Regions from separate parts of the Homo sapiens genome. Here region 2 is linked to region 1. The links are chromatin loops, found by intact Hi-C in ENCODE. Cell type or tissue: B cell. All regions are shown on one strand. Links, peaks and the distances in the headings refer to the core of each region. The heading gives the core; the rest is flanking DNA.

Region 1 (8,200 bases), core at 147-5,146:
CCCACTCCACAGCTGTTGCCTCACCAGGCCCGTGTACTACCGTCTCCCCTGGGGGACAGGGAGCACCCAAGTGAAAAGCCAGCTCTGCCCTGCCCTTCCATGGCTGCTGCTTCCCTGGCCCATGGACTAACTAGGGGTGGGGAATGGAGAGGGAGCTTCAGAAAAACAAAAAGCCCTACCTCACTGGGCTGGCCCAGATGGCCACTCCTAAATGTTCTGTGGCATCATCTGACCCACGTCCTCTCTTTGGAGAAGCCATGGACGGCTACCTCGCTTGGCCATGGACCCACTGTATGGAAGTCTGCACTCCCAAGCCTCACTCGAATCAAGCAGAAATTTAGCTAAACCTGGGCTGGGCTTGTAGCTAGGAAAGGGGTAGTTCCAGGACTTGTGAGGCTTTATCTGAAAAGTGTAGCTGTTCAACCACCATGCCTGCGATGCATACACCCAACCTCAAATATACTGGGAAGTCCAGTGCTCTATTTCTTAAGTAAATTGTTTCACTATTAAAAAAAAAAAAAAAAAAAAAAGGCAGGGGAGCGGCCGGGCGCGGTGGCTCACACCTGTAATCCCAGAACTTTGGGAGGCCGAGGCGGGTGGATCACGAGGTCAGGAGATCGAGACCATCCTGGCTGGTATGGTGAAACCCCGTCTCTACTAAAAATACAAAAAAAATTAGCCGGGCGTGGTGGCGGGCGCCTGTAGTCCCAGCTACTCGGGAGGCTGAGGCAGGAGAATGGCGTGAACCCGGGAAGCGGAGCTTGCAGTGAGCCGAGATCGCGCCACTGCACGCCAGCCTGGGCGACTGAGCAAGACTCCATCTCAAAAAACAAACAAATAAAAAGATAACTGTCTGTCTTGTCTTTTGGGGTATTGAGAGCATTTCTGATTACCCATTGTCTCCCCAACAGTTGTTGGAATACTGTCTGGGCAAAATTGTGCCTGGGCAGATAAAAATCAGACATGTTTAATAGGAAGTTGTTATGTTTTGTTTCCCCTTGACAGAGGAAAGCAAGAGTCCCTCAGCTCTGCCCCAACCAATCACCTGTGGCTTATGGGAGGGTGGAGGAAGGGAACCATGAGGAGGGCCCCCCCAACACACTCCTTTTCCATGCCATGCTCCCCGCAATTGTGGGCACCCCCCGCGTGAAGGGACCCACTTCTCTGACAGAGCCTTCTTACCCACCTGGGTAGAAGACCTCACTTTTGGTGGTGCCCTCTCTCCACTGGTGGAAGGTGCCAGAGATGATGGTATCCGAGATCTCAGCCCAGTAGCGCCCTGAGTGACAATCGCACATGACACTATCAGGGTATTCGCGCCATTGCATGGCCCAGCCAAACATCAGAAAGGAGGGCATGGGCCCCTTTACAACCCCAGCCTCCCAGTCTGGCCCGCCGCTAGCACTGACCCGAGTGGCCGCGGGAGCCCAAGGCGGTGCCGAAGAGCAGCACATACTCGGACAGCGAGGCGTGCAGAAGGCACATGGCGCCCATCCAGCCACCCGCATTCACGAACACCCACTGCAGCTCCTCGTCGGGCAGCACGTGGCCTGGGTGCAGCCGCCGCAGCTCCACGATCAGACGAGAGAAGGCCAGCTCGTGGTCCAGCCCTGGCGGAGGCAGAGGGGCGGCGGAGTCAGGGCTGGCACCGGTCCTAGGTCCGGGGATGGCGCCTTCGGAACCCTAGGCTCCGCTCCCAGGCCGGCCGCTCCCCTCCCTGCCCTCTGCCCGCTCACCAGCGTACTGCCGCGCCAACTGCGCTATCTCTTCGCGCTGGAAGACGAAGCTCTGCGTACCCAGCCAGAGCCAGACGACCTGGGTCAGCACCGCTGCGACAGCCAGGAGCAGCGCGGCCCACGCCCACCGCCGGCCCACGGCCCACTGCATCCCGGCGGGCGGCCTGGCACGGCGCAGCTCAGGAGGGAGCCGGGGCCTGAGGCTTTGCGCTCACGGCCTCGGAGCCCGCCGGCTGCCCACGAAGCGCTCCCCCGCCACCGCCGTGGTACGGCTCGCCCTGACCAATCGGAGCGGCCCGGGCACCTTGGCACCGCCCTTCGGTTGAACCATTTCCTCGGGGGGAGCACGGAGGAGTGGGGCGGTGCCGCGCAAGGGAGGCAAGGGGGCGGGGCCAAGTCGCCCAGCGGCAGATGTCAGGGTCTTCAGGCGAGGTCTGACCTAGCTAGCGCCACTCTACATACGGATAGGTGTGGGGATAGTGAGACCCAGAATGGACGGGCTCGCCCGAGCTCACTGGCTGGTGAAGCAGACGAGCCCGGAAGTGAAGCCTTCTGGGACTCAACGATTGTTAAGGCCCGCCTTTACCAGGACTGAAGCGGAGAGGAGGCAGTTCAAGCTGGGAGCCCCAGGGTGGGCATTCCAGAGGCGGTGACACCTGAGCAGTGTCTTTAAGAGCTCGCAGAAGGGGCATGCCAGCCCACAGGGACCAGCCCCTAGAGCAAAGGCCTCCGAGGAGAGACAGCTTGGGGTCTTCAGGGGCCTACAATTCCTTCTCTGTTCTGCGGCACAAAATGTGAGAGGAGGCCTTGTAAACCAGCTGAGGGTTATCAGCAAGGGAGGAAGGGGATTAGATTTTGCCACCGAGTGGCACAGGACTGTCGAGTGGAGGGGAGCAAGATGAGTCAGGGAGACCATGACTGTGGGCCAGGTAAGAGGGAAGGTCTGTGTCAGTGGAGATGGAAGAAAGAAATGAGCTTAACAACTCTGGAAATGGAGTTGGCAGGGCTTGATCTCTTCTTCCTGGAATACTCTTTCCCCCTTTATCCTATCCCCACTTTCCCCTTATTTGGCTAACATCCTTTGCATGTCTAGTGGGCAGTTGAGTGTCCAGGTCTCGAAGCTCAGCTCCAGTCTGGAGATAGAGCTGGGAGTTGTCATTCATTCAGATACTTTGTTGGCACTTGTATGTGCCAAGTTCTGTGGTGGCCATTAGGGATATGGCTAGAAACAATGGTCCTACTCCCCAGCTTAGAGATCTCACTGGAGAGTCTACAGAAAACCTCTAAGAATGGATGAAATCTCACAGGGAGAGAGAATAGAGTAAGATAAGGCTAAAGACAGAGCCCTGGAGAGCACCAACAGCAAAGGGTAGGCAGAGGAAGAAGAAAGCAAAAAGGAAAAGAAACAAAAGAGAAAAGAGGTAGCATTGTGCAGTGATTAAGAAATAAACTCTGGAGCTGGACTGCCTGAGTTCAAGGCCTGGCTCCTGCTACCTACTAGTTGTCTGATCTTGGGCAGTTTACTTAAAATCTCTGTAACTTAGTTTTCTTACCTGTAAAATGGAATGGAGATAAGTACCTACCTCATAGTACATATCTTCATTGTGATGAGATTAGATGGGTTAATATTTATAAAGCAGTTAGTGCCTCACATGGTGAGAATTTTATGTGATGGTTATATATATAAAACATAAAGGAACTGGAAAAAAGTAGCCTCATACATTTTTGACCTTAAAGAAAGAAACTGAGGCCGGGCGAGGTGGCTCATAACTGTAATCCCAACACTTTGGGAGGCTGAGGCAGACGGAACACTTGAGTCCAGGTATTCGAGACCAGCCTTGGCAACATGGTGAAACCCCATCTCTGCAAAAAGTACAAAAATTAGTCAGGAGTGGGGGCGCACACCTGTAGTCCCAGCTACTCAGGAGGCCGAAGTGGGAGGATCGCTTGAGCCTGGGAAGTGGAGGTTGCAGTTGAGCCAACAGAGGGAGACTCTGCCTCAAAAAAAAAAAAAAAAAAAAAAAAAAAAAGGGCCAGGCACAGTGGCACACACCTGTAGTCCCAGCACTTTGGGAGGCCAAGGTGGGCAGGCAGATTTCCTGAGCTCAGAAGTTCGAGACCACCCTGGGCAACATGGTGAAACCTCGTCTCTACTAAAATACAAAAAATTAGCCGGGCGTGGTGGCAGGTGCCTGTAGTCCCAGCTACTCGGGAGGCTGAAGCAGAAGAATCGCTTGAACCCAGAAGGTGGATGTTGCAATGAGCCAAGATCGTGCCACTGCACTCCAGCCTGGACAACAGAGGGAGACCCTGTCTCTAAAAAAAAAAGAAAAGAAAAAGGGGCCGGGCACTGTGGCTCACACCTGCAATCCCAGCACTTTGGGAGGCCGAGGCGGGTGGATCACCTGAGGTTGGGAATTTGAGACCAGCCTAACCAACATGGAGAAACCCTGTCTCTACTAAAAATACAAAATTAGCTGGGCGTGGTGGCGCATGCTTGTAATCCCAGCTACTCAGGAGGCTGAGGCAGGAGAATCACTTGAACCCAGGAGGCAGAGGTTGCGGTGAGCCGAGATCACGCCATTGCACTGCAGCCTCAGTGTGAAACAGCAAAACTCCGTCTCAAAAAAAACAAAACAGGCTGGGCGGGGTGGCTCACGCCTGTAATCCCAGCGCTTTGGGAGGCCGAGGCAGGTGGATCACGTGGTCAGGAGTTCGAGACCAGCCTGACCAACATGGTGAAACCCCATCTCTACTAAAAAATACAAAAATTAGCCGGGCGCGGTGGCGCGTGCCACCCACTTGGCCCAGCTACTTGGGGGGCTGAGGCAGGAGAATCGTTTGAACCCGGGAGGTGGAGGTTGCAGTGAGTGGAGACTGCACCATTGCACTCCAGCCTGGGCGACAGAGTGAGACTCTGTCTCAAAAAAGAAAAACACACAAACAAAAACAACAGTGAGGAAAAAAAAAAGCTGAGGCAAAATTAATATAGAGAGTTTATTTGGGCCAAGGTAGAGAACGACTGCTCGGGACACTTTTCCAAGTTGCCTTGGGGAATGTTGATACAAGCATTTTTTATTTTTATATGTGGTTTTTATTTTTATTTTTTATTTTCTTGGAGATGGATTCTTACTCTGTTGCCTAGGCTGGAATGCAGTAGTGCAATCTTGGCTCACTGCAACTCCCGCCTCCCAGGTTCAAGCTATCCTCCTCCCTCAGCCTCCCGAGTAGCTGGGACCACAGGTGTGCACCACCATGCCTGGCTAATTTTTGTAGTTTTAGTGGAGACAGGTTTTTGCCATGTTGGCCAGGCTGGTCTCTAACTCCTGACCTCAGGTGATCCACACTCCTCGGCCTCCCAAAGTGTGGGATTACATGTGTGAGCCACTGCACCTGGCCACTTTATTTTAACTTAATTTAATTTTATTTTTTTTGAGATGGTGTCTCCACTGTCGCCCAGGCTGGAGTGCAGTGGCGCAATCTCGGCTCACTGCAACCTCTGCCTCCCAGTTCAAGAAATTCTCCTGCCTCAGCCTCCCGAGTAGCTGGGACTACAGGCACCTGCCACCACATCCAGCTAATTTTTTTGTATTTTTAGTAGAGATGGGGTTTCACCATGTTGGCCAGGCTGGTCTTGAACTCTGACCTCGTGATTTGCCCGCCTCGGCCTCCCAAAGTGCTGGGATTATAGGCGTGAGCCACCGCGCCCGGCCTATTTTTATTTTTTGAGACCGGATCTTGCTCTGTTACCTAGGCTGGAGTTCAGTGGCACGATCACAGCTCATTGCAGCCTTGACCTCTTGGGCTCAAGGGATCATCCTGCCTTGGCCTCCCAAAGTGCTGGAATTACAGGTATGAACCATCATGCCCAGCCACAAGCAAGTTTTTAAAGGCAAAAGAGGACAAGGAGTGGGCTGACACAAAATTGTTTAACAGGAATTCTCATTGGCTTACAGAAACAACATTGATTAGTGATTGGCTATACCTTGTTGAACTATAGGGTATGAGTTATGGTGTCTAGACTATGGCATTTTATGGCTATGTGGTATCAATTTAGAGCCCACATAGCAAGTGGCTTCAAGGGGTAATTATTTGGCTCCATGGGGGTGGGGGAAGGTGAGATATGACTGCTGTTACATGCTGTCACTTTTTTTTTTTTTTTTTTTTGAGACTGAGTCATACTCTGTCGCCCAGGCTGGAGTGCAGTGGCGCAATCTCGGCTCACTGCAACCTCCGCCTCCCGGGTTGAAGCGATTCTCCTGCCTCCGCCACCCAAGTAGCTGGAATTACAGGCACCTGCCACTATGCTCAGCTTTTTGTATTTTTAGTAGTGACAGGGTTTCACCATAATGGCCAGGCTGGTCTCAAACTCCTGACCTCAAGTGATCCCGCCCGCCTTGGTTTCCCAGTGTGCTGGGATTACAAGTGTGAGCCACTGCACCCGGCCTTTTTTTTTCTTTTTAAAATTATTATTATTATTATTATTATTATTTTGAGACGGAGTCTCTTGCACTGTCGCCGGGGCTGGAGTGCAGTGGCATGATCCTGGCTCACTGCAACCTCTGCCTCCCAGGTTCAAGCAATTCTCCTGCCTCAGCCTCCTGAGTAGCTGGGATTACAGGCGCCCGCCACCATGCCCAACTAATTTTTTGTATTTTTAGTAGAGACAGGGTTTCACCATGTTGGCCAGGCTGGTCTCGAACTCCTGACCTCGTGATTCGCCCACCTTGGCCTCCCAAATTGCTGGGATTACAGGCGTGAGCCACCGCGCCAGGCCCATGCTGTCACATTTTAATGCCTCTCTGGGCCTGATAATTAAAAGAGGCTGGCATTTCTCAGATAAAAAGTTTCTTTTCTTTCTCAAGAGTGATGGAATGGGCCAGGCACGGTGGCTCACACCTGTAATCCCAGCACTTTGGGAGGCCGAGGTAGGGGAATCACCTGAGGTTGCCAGTTCAAGATCCAGCCTGACCAACATGGAGAAACCCCATCTCTTCTAAAAATACAAAATTAGCCAGGCGTGGTGGCGCATACCTGTAATCCCAGCTACTCGGGAGGCTGAGGCAGGAGAATCGCTTGAACCTGGGAGGCGGAGGTTATGGTGAGCTGAGAGCACGCCATTGCACTCCAGTTTGGGCAATGAGAGCGAAACTCCATCTAAAAAAATTAAAAAAAGAGTGATGGAATGAAGGGTTAACACAGTGAAATATAATGGTGAGATTCAATGAGATGATGGGAAATGATCATTAGACTTCTCAGTAGGGGCATGTGGCAGAGACAATGCTATACATTCACAAATCCATTTCCTTTTGCTCTTGGACAGCTAGATTACATTCCACAGTCTACTCTGGATCATGTGATTGCATTCTGGCCAATGAAATATAGATAGAAATGATGTATGACATTTCTAGGGCTGGCTCCTAAAGTCTCCTCTGAAATTCTTTTTTTTTTTTTTCTCTTTCTCTTTTTAAGAGACAGGATTGTGCTATGTCACTCCCAGACTGGTATCAAACTCTTGGGCTCAAGTGATCTCCCACCCTGGCTTCCCAAGAGCTGGGGGACTACAGGCACATAGTACTATGCCCAGCTTGAAGTTCTTTACATTTTCTTTCTTCCCATGTCTATTACTGTAGTTATAGAGGATCTCTAGTGGAGTATTCTGAGACCCTAGGACATGGCATAGCTACTAGATGGATGGCACCTGGATCCCTAAATACTGCTTGGAACAGAGCTCCCTGTTACCCCCAGAATTGACTGTAGTGCTAAGCCATTGAGTTTTGGGAGTGTTTGTTACAGCAATTAAGATTACTTACCCTGACAAATATAGGGCAAAAGATGTGTTACAATATACCATGCAGCTAAGAGTAGAGACCAGAAAGATGGCCTCTGTTTTTAAGAAACTTGGCAGGCCGGGCACGGTGGCTCACGCCTGTAATCCCAATACTTTGGGAGGCAGAGGCAGGCGGATCACCTGAGGTCAGGAATTTGGGACCAGCCTGGCCAACGTGGTGAAACCCTGTCTCTACTACAAATACAAAAATTAGCTGGGTGTGGTGGTGCACGCCTGTAATCCCAGCTACAGGGGAGGCTGAGGCAGGAGAATCACTTGAATCAGGAGGCGGATGTTGCAGTGAGCCTAGATTGCACCACTGTACTCCAGCCTGGGCGACAGAGCGAGACTCCATCTAAAAAAAAAAAAAAAAAAAAAAAAAAAGAAACTTGGCAGAGAAATTAAGGATAAAGAAAGGATTATCTAGAGGAGAATACAGGATTGAGGGAACATGTTTTTGTATTGGTTCTGGCTTCTGTGGCATTCCCGACTCGACAATTCACTAAGAACCCTGGGCAGCAGGGATTAGCCCCCAAATTTGGTCTCTGCTCCCCATTCCAGGAACAGCTTTCTGGGATCATCTGGGCCTACACCTCCCCTATCTGGTCTTTCAGAAAGCTTTTCCAGGCCTTTC
Region 2 (8,200 bases), core at 1,373-6,372, 200 kb before region 1:
TTTCAGGTTGGCTCCTGTTTTAACCTCCCTGTGGGCTCATTTTGATCTACTTCTTCCTCCTTTATCTCTATGGGAAACTAATCATGAACCTAGAAGGTTCTGCAGAATATCTAATGTTTATCTTTAAAAAAAATTATCAGCCAACAACCTGCTTCAGGCCCTTCTCAGCATATTCCAGGATCACTGCAGTAGTAACCCACTCATCTCCCCACCTTGTCTCCTCTTCCTCCAACTCATCTTGTATATTACTGTTAAAAGACTCTTCTGAGAATTAAACACTGCTCTTATTGCAGTACTCCTTTGCTCAAGACCTTCTGATAGCTCCTACCACTTAAAAACTCCTCAACCTGACATCCAATAAGTTTTAAAAACATGACCCCAGTTTGCCAATCTGGCTGCTCCTCCAACTGCCATCTTTCTAAATCCTTTGATCTCTTTGCCCTAACTGTCAGCCCTCTATGCAGATGACTTCCAATTTCTATATCCAGACTGACTGTATCATTTTAAGCCATTAAAAAAAATCTGTATTGGTTTCCTTAACTTATAAAGGTAATGCATATTCAATGGGGAAAGTAACACAATACAGAAGTGAATCAAGTAGGAAATAAGCCTCCGACTCTCCTCTGCCCTCCCCGTTGCTCAGGTTGGTTTTAAGAATGAAGTGGCCTCGGCCGGGCGCGGTGGCTCATGCCTGTAATCCCAGCACTTTGGGAGGCCGAGGCGGGCGGATCACAAGGTCAGGAGATCAAGACCATCCTGGCTAACACGGTGAAACCCCGTCTCTACTAAAAATACAAAAAATTAGCTGGGTGTGGTGGCGGGCGTCTGTAGTCCCAGCTACTCGGGAGGCTGAGGCAGGAGAATGGCGTGAACCCGGGAGGCGGAGCTTGCAGTGAGCCAAGATCGCGCCACTGCACTCCAGCCTGGGCAACAGAGCTAGACTCCGTCTCAAAAAAAAAAAAAAAAAAAAAAAAAAGAATGAAGTGGCCTCTCCAGATTCTTCAGTATCTCTCCAATCTTCCTATTAAATTGCTATACCACAGTAAACAGATTTAGAGACATGCTTCTTGACATAAGAGTTTACAATACAAATCAGAAAAGGTTAAATTCAGAAAATATAGATATTTATTTTTATATTGCAACTTAAAATTTCAAGGCTTTTTCCTCATTTTATTTCATTTAATCTCTGATAATCCATCTATCATTTATCTCAATTTTACAGAGAAAAAGAATCTGAAGCCCTATAAAGCTGAGTAACTCCCCTGAAGTCCCATATCCAGAACTGGGCCCCAAGTTTCCTGGTCCCTTTCCTACTTTACCACATAAAATGGCCATACAGAAAACGATAACACAACAAGAGACAACACTAATGGGAGGAAGGCCAGAAGCCAAAGAGAACCATCCAGAACATTCAAATATTAGTGATCATAGTTTTACCTTGGGGAATGTGAGAGTAAATTTGTCCCCTTGCTTTCCTTTTCTTATATGGTGAAAGTGGAACTGTAGGAGATCTCTCAACAGGGAGTAAGAAACAGGAAGGTATCTGCTCAATGTTGATGGTTTTCTTTCTTTCTTTCTTTTTTTTTGAGACAGAGTCTCACTCTGTCACCCAGACTGGAGTGCAGTGGTGGGATCTCAGTTCACTGTAACCTCCACCTCCTGGGCTCAAGTGATCCTCCTGCCTCAGCCTCCCAAGTAGCTGGGACTACAGGCATGTGCCACCACATCTGGCTAACTTTTTGTATTTTTGGTGGAGATGGGGTTTCACTATGTTGGCCAGGCTGGTCTTGAACTCCTGAGCTCAAGTGATCTGCCTGCCTCAGCCTCCCAAAGTACTGGGATTACAGGCCTGAGCCACTGTGCCTGGCCAGTGTTGATGATTTTCTGTTTCCAAAGAAATGCCCTGCCTCCTAGAAGCTACAGGGCTCTGTAGAACTTGAGAAGGAATTGGGAAGATGTGAGTCAAGTGTGGCATGTCAAAGCTGGGGTGCATAGCAGGAACAAGATTGTTTAGACAAGTGACACACAGGTCTCTGGCAGCATTTCCACACTCAATTCATCTTACCCCCTTTTGGTATGCATACCCAATTTAAAAATATGGAAAGCATGAGCTCTATCACCTGGGAAAAAATGATAGAGTCAAAGATCATGATTTTTGACCATTTGTTTCCCCAAATAGAAAAAAATTCAAAGAAAAAGGTGATGCTGTTTTGTCATAACAAATTCAAATGCAAAAAGGTGAATACAGAACATGAAAGTTCTCCTATAATTCATTACTGTTGCCAGTTTATTTTATACTTCCAGACTTTAAAGATATGTAATCATATATACCAATTTAAACATACATGGAATCAGATGATCCATCTTCCATATGTATTTTACTCAGTAACTTTTGTGTTATGTGCGCTTTACCACAATGAAATGCATCTATCATGAATATCTTTTTATGTCAATTCATATTAGATTTACATCCTCCTTTTAAAAGGCTGCCCATATGTATGCTATGGGATGGAGGTACCATGATTTATTAAATCAGTCCTCCCTGATGGAGGTTTAGATTGCTTTTTTTTTTGAGATGGAGTCTCACTGTATCACCCAGGCTGGAGTGCAATGGCATGATCTCGGCTCACTGCAACCCCTGCCTTCTGGGTTCAAGCGATTCTCCTGCCTCAGACTCCCAAGTTGCTGGGATTACAAGTGCCCACCACCACACCTGGCTCATTTTGTATTTTTAGTAGAGATAGGGTTTCACCATGTTGATCAGGCTGGTCTCAATCTCCTGACCTCAGGTGATCTACCTGCCTTGGCCTCCCAATGTGCTGGGATTACAGGCATGAGCTGCCGTGCCCAGCCTAGATTGCTCTTTTCTCACCTTTTTCTCACTATTATAATGTTGCAGCTACTAATAACTATTATAATATCTATTATAACTATTATAATGTTATTATAAAATTATGTATGTGTATTTATTTATAATTATTATAATTTCTGGGATTTTTTTGGGTTTTTTTTGAGACAAGGTCTCACTCTGTCACTCAAGCTGGAGTGTAGTGGCAACCACAGCTCACTGCAGCCTTGACCTCCTGGGTTCAAGTGATCCTCCCACCTCAGCCTCCCAAGCAGCTGGGACTACAGGCACATGCCACCATGCCTGGCTATTTAAAAAAAAATTTTTGTAGAGATGGGGTCTTGCTTTGTTGCCCAGACTGGTCTCAAACTCCTGGGTTCAAGCAATCCTCCCACCTCGGCCTCCCAAAGTGCTGGGATTATAGGTGTGAGCCACAGAGCCTGGCCTATGATAATTTCTTATTAAAGAAAGTCTTTATATGTTTGTCTATTTCTTTAAGAAAGTCCTAGAAGTAGAATAGCTGAGGGGGTCAATGGGAAATGTACACATTATATTTTGAGACACTGTTGCCAGTTATTGTTCCAGAGAGGCTGTGACAATGTATACTCTCACCAACTGGCTGTGGTAAGTACTTGGGTTTTGAATTTAGAAAGACCTAGATTAGTTCTCAAGCCACCTCGTTGTATGACTTTTGGCAAGTTACCTTTCTTAATGTCCCTTTCCTTTCATGGGTGTCATATTACCTACTTTGCAAGGCTGGTGTTAGAATGAGATGAAATAATGTATATAGAACACTTTGCAGCATGCCTGGCATGAACAACAAAGGGTAGCTGGTTTTTGTTTGTTTGTTTTTATGTTGCTCTCTCCTCATTTACTTTTTGTTTCCATCTAGTCTAAAGTATTCATCAGTCCTAATTTCCCTGCCACCAAAAGGAACTTGGGATGTGGACTAACTTGAGTTATGAGAACCAGCAGCAAGAGGCGTTGCCCTCTTAATGGGTTTGCACTTCCCAGGAAAGCCTTGAAGCCAATTTCCGGGGCTCTATCTTTCATGAGGAAATTGCAAGAAGACAAACACTACTCTCTCTCTCTCAATTATCTTGACTAGGATCTTAATCAGGTCATGCTTACTCTCCAGGACACTGCCGGATCAGGCCATTTCAACAGCTGGCCCTTCTCTTTAAAACAGGACACTACGTTATGATCTGGAGGCTACAAAGGATCCATGGAAACAGATGGGGTGAGAGACCCTGAGACATATATACCCTGGAACCCTGGGGAGTCCTGGTTGAATTCCATCCCCAGTGTCCTTCCACAGCCAGGGCCAAATGTGGAGCGCTAGAACTGAAGCGTGGCTTCTTGGGGCTTTCAGTTCTAGAATATACCGACTTAAGAGTTGAATTAACCAGGGCCTAGTGACAATGCTCCAAAATGCCAAAAGGGGGCAGTGCAGTGTTACAGTTAAGAGCATGGCCTTAAAGACTCCATACACCTGGGCTTGAAATGGTTTTGCCACTTACTAGGTTGTGTGACCTTGGGTCTCACTTTCCTTCTCTGTAGATTAAGGGTATACCTTCTTTGCAGAGTTGAGAAGATTAAATGAAACACTGTGTGTCTGGTGGCAGATAAGTAGTAAGTGCTTCTGAGAGGTGACAGCGTGCTGGCAGTCCTCACAGCCCTCGGTCGCTCTCAGCGCCTCCTCTGCCTGGGCTCCTACTTTGGTGGCATTTGAGGAGCCCTTCAGCCCACCGCTGCACCGTGGGAGCCCCTTTCTGGGCTGGCCAAGGCCAGAGCCGGCTCCCTCAGCTTGCAGGGAGGTGTGGAGGGAGAGGCGCGAGCGGGAACCCGGGCTGCGCGTGGCGCTTGCGGGCCACCTGGAGTTCCGAGTGGGCGTGGGCTTGGCGGGCCCCGCACTCGGAGCAGCCGGCTGGCCCTGCCGGCCAGGGGCAATGAGGGGCTTAGCACCCGGGCCAGTGGCTACGGAGGGTGTACTGGGTCCCACAGCAGTGCCAGCCCACGGGCGCTGTGCTCGATTTCTCACCAAGCCTTAGCTGCCTTCCTGCGGGGCAGGGCTCGGGACCTGCAGCCCGCCATGCTTGAGCCTCCCACCCCTCCATGGGCTCCTGTGCGGCCATGAGCCTCCCCAGTGAGGCCTGTGCCTCCCCAATGAGCGCCACCCCCTGCTCCACGGCGCCCAGTCCCATCGACCACACAAGGGCTGAGGAGTGCGGGCGCATGGCACCGGGACTGGCAGGCAGCTCCACCTGCAGCACCGGTGCGGGATCCACTGGGTGAAGCCAGCTGGGTTCCTGAGTCTGGTGGGGAGGTGGAGAACCTTTATGTCTAGCTCAGGGATTGTAACTACACCAATCAGCACCCTGTGTCTAGCTCAGGGTTTGTGAATGCACCAATGGACACTCTGTATCTATCTACTCTGGTGGGGCCTTGGAGAACCTTTATGTCTAGCTCAGGGATTGTAAATACACCAATCGGCACTCTGTATCTAGCTCAAGGTTTATAAACAAACCAATCAGAAGCATGTGTCTAGCTCAGGGTTTGTGAATGCACCAATCAACACTGCGTATCTAGCTACTCTGGTGGAGCCTTGGAGAACCTTTGTGTCTAGCTCAGGGATTGTAAACGCACCAATCAGTGCCCTGTCAAAACAGACCACTGGGCTCTACCAATCAGCAGGATGTGGGTGGGGCCAGATAAGAGAATAAAAGCAGGCTGCCCAAGCCAGCAGTGGCAACCCGCTCAGGTCCCCATCCACACTGTGGAAGCTTTGTTCTTTTGCTCTTTGCAATAAATCTTGCTACTGCTCATTCTTTGGGTCCACACTGCTTTTATGAGGTGTAACACTCACCGCGAAGGTCTGCAGCTTCACTCCTGAAACCAGCGAGACCACGAGCCCACCGGGAGGAACGAACAACTCCAGAGGCGCTGCCTTAAGAGCTGTAACACTCACCGCGAAGGTCTGCAGCTTCACTCCTGAGCCAGCGAGACCACGAACCCACCAGAAGGAAGAAACTCCGAACACATCTGAACGTCAGAAGGAACACACTCCGGACACGCCGCCTTTAAGAACTGTAACACTCACCGCGAGGGTCCGCGGCTTTATTCTTGAAGTCAGTGAGACCAAGAACCCACCAATTCCGGACACACTTCTAAACAGTAGGACACACGTCTGCAGGGTATATGGTTGAATGTCAGATACGACATGGGGTTACCAAGTAAATGAGACTAGAAGACAATTCATTCAGTCATTCATTCATTCAACCAAAAGCTATTTAGTGAATGTCCATTATGTGAAGGCACAGGAGACAAATGGTAAGTAAAAATGAATCTGGTTTCATGCAACATCCTTCAAAAGGACCCACGTTAATAGACTAATTTTACATACTTACGTAAAATTATAAATGTGAAAAGTGCAATAAGGGGAAGACTACTGACCAAGTCTAGGGATTGTCCTCTGTGATGAAACTATAGCTGAACTAAGAACTGAAAGATGAGTAGGAGTCAACAACAAAAAAAAGGTAGAAGGTGCAGCAAAAGCATTCCAGGCAGCAAGAACATTATGCGCAAAGGCCCTCAAGCAGAAGGGAGCCTGGGACATTAGAGAAGTGGAGGAAAAGCCAGTGATGCTGAATGTAGTGACTGGGGGTAATGTGATATGAGATAAGCTGAAGAGGAAGGCAGGAGCCAGATCACATGTTAGGGTTATACTAAGGATTTGAGTCTTTATAATAAGAACGAGTGGAAGCCGTTGAAGTGTAAGGGGCTACACGGGGCACTCCTGCTACTTGATGACACTTTCCTCTGATGTTTACTTTCATGTGGATAAAAGGGATAGGGCTTCACACAGTCCCTTCTGTGACCGCCCAGGAGAAGGGAGCAAAGAAGTAATCAGCAACAGGTCCCTTCCCAAAACAGAATGAGGCCCTCTGGATTCTCATAGCCTCAGGAAGAACTAGACATAAGGAGGAGTGTGGGCAGGGTATCCAAGGCTGTGAGGCTCTTATCAGGAATCCTGTACTGGGTGGTCAGCTGTCACTGCAGACCCCTATGTTTTCTAGCTGTTGCACAGCTGGTCCCTAGCTAGCCTCCACCTCTCAGACTTCCTGCTCCATCAGATGCTCCATTGTGTTGGACATAATTATCTGGGGACTAACAGCTGTTAGGCTGGGTAGTAGAAGTTGAAGACTCCCATGGGCAGGGAACCAGACCTAAGGGTGGGTACAGGTTTGCAAGAGGCAGCTCTCAACTTCTGTGTGCTTCTCTGGTGAGCTGGCTTGCAGTGCCCTCAGTGCATGTACTGTATTTGTCTGGGGCACATGTACACTCCTCTGTGAGGAGAGACAATAGGGGTGGAGATACTGGGGCAACACAGAAATGCCAAAGTACCAGAAGGTAGTGATGTGTTCCAGCCCTCACAGGTTTTTTTTTCTTAATAAAAAAAAACAATTTTTGGCCAGGCGTGGTGGCTCACGCCTGTAATCCCAGCACTTTGGAAGGCCGAGGCGGGCGGATCACGAGGTCAGGAGATCGAGACCATCCTGGCTAACACGGTGAAACCCCGTCTCTACTAAAAATACAAAAAATTAGCCGGGCATGGTGGCGGGCGCCTGTAGTCCCAGCTACTCGGGAGGCTGAGGCAGGAGAATGGCATGAACCCGGGAGGCGGAGCTTGCAAGTGAGCCGAGATCGCGCCACTGCCCTCCAGCCTGGGCGACAGAGTGAGACTCGGTCTCAAAAAAAAAAAAAAAAAATTTTTAAAGAAATGTTATCTTACTATGTTGCCCAGGCTAGAGTGCAGTGGCTATTCACAGGCCTGATCGTATAGCACTTAGAGCCTTTAACTCCTGGGCTCAAGTGATCCTCCTTGAGCCTCTCGAGTAGCTGGGACTCCAGGCTTAATGCCACCACACCTGACTCTCACATAGGTTTTTAAACTTGGCTGGAAAGAGAAAAGGACCTAAGAGTTCTAGAATTGCCTGCCCCATCCCTTCCCCCAACCTCTCCCGGCTTGTAGCCCAGCTAAACAGGAAACCAGGTTTGGGTCCTTGCCAGAGCCCAGGCTGGGGCAGGAAGCTCAGGAAACAAGTAAGACCCTCCTCAGCATAGAAGAAGGCTGCTAAGAAATCTGTGGGAAGCAAAAATAAACCCAGCCCTTGCTGAACTCTCTCCCAGAGGAGGAAAAGACCACAGTTGCTTCTACTCCCTAGTATGAGTCAAGCATAGTCCTAGGAAGATTCAGAGAGCAGATGCAGGAGCTTCATGAAGTGAGATACTGCTGTTCCAGTGAGAACACACTCAGTAAGGACCCTCCTCTCAGAGAAGCACAGGGCTTAG

The links. A loop is a pair of places that touch in the nucleus more often than their neighbours do. Peaks named below come from ENCODE experiments on the same cell type or tissue, not always from the same donor. Only the 100,000 strongest peaks of a DNase experiment are listed, where the experiment ranks them.
Region 2: a loop joins it to region 1, with 18 times the contacts of the local background. A loop is called at or near these places in 7 of 110 quality-filtered maps.

Annotation. Positions count from the first base shown.
Region 1 is chr9:34,635,811-34,644,010 of GRCh38, forward strand. It overlaps SIGMAR1 (sigma non-opioid intracellular receptor 1), which reads right to left and starts at 1,977. Exons shown (of 4, transcript NM_005866.4): 1 at 1,737-1,977; 2 at 1,410-1,610; 3 at 1,187-1,279; 4 at 1-48. The coding sequence starts at 1,887. RefSeq lists a silencer at 1,727-2,216. In B cell, for the core only: no CTCF peak of the experiment used is centred there; a DNase peak (open chromatin) is centred at 2,041; H3K4me3 peaks cover 1,772 bases; H3K27ac peaks cover 1,695 bases.
Region 2 is chr9:34,433,252-34,441,451 of GRCh38, forward strand. The region is part of intron 1 of FAM219A (family with sequence similarity 219 member A); the gene reads right to left. Among named protein-coding and RNA genes, the nearest start is that of FAM219A, 21 kb to the right of the region's middle. RefSeq lists a silencer at 4,335-4,394. In B cell, for the core only: CTCF peaks have their summits at 4,312 (motif pointing right) and 4,513; a DNase peak (open chromatin) is centred at 4,300.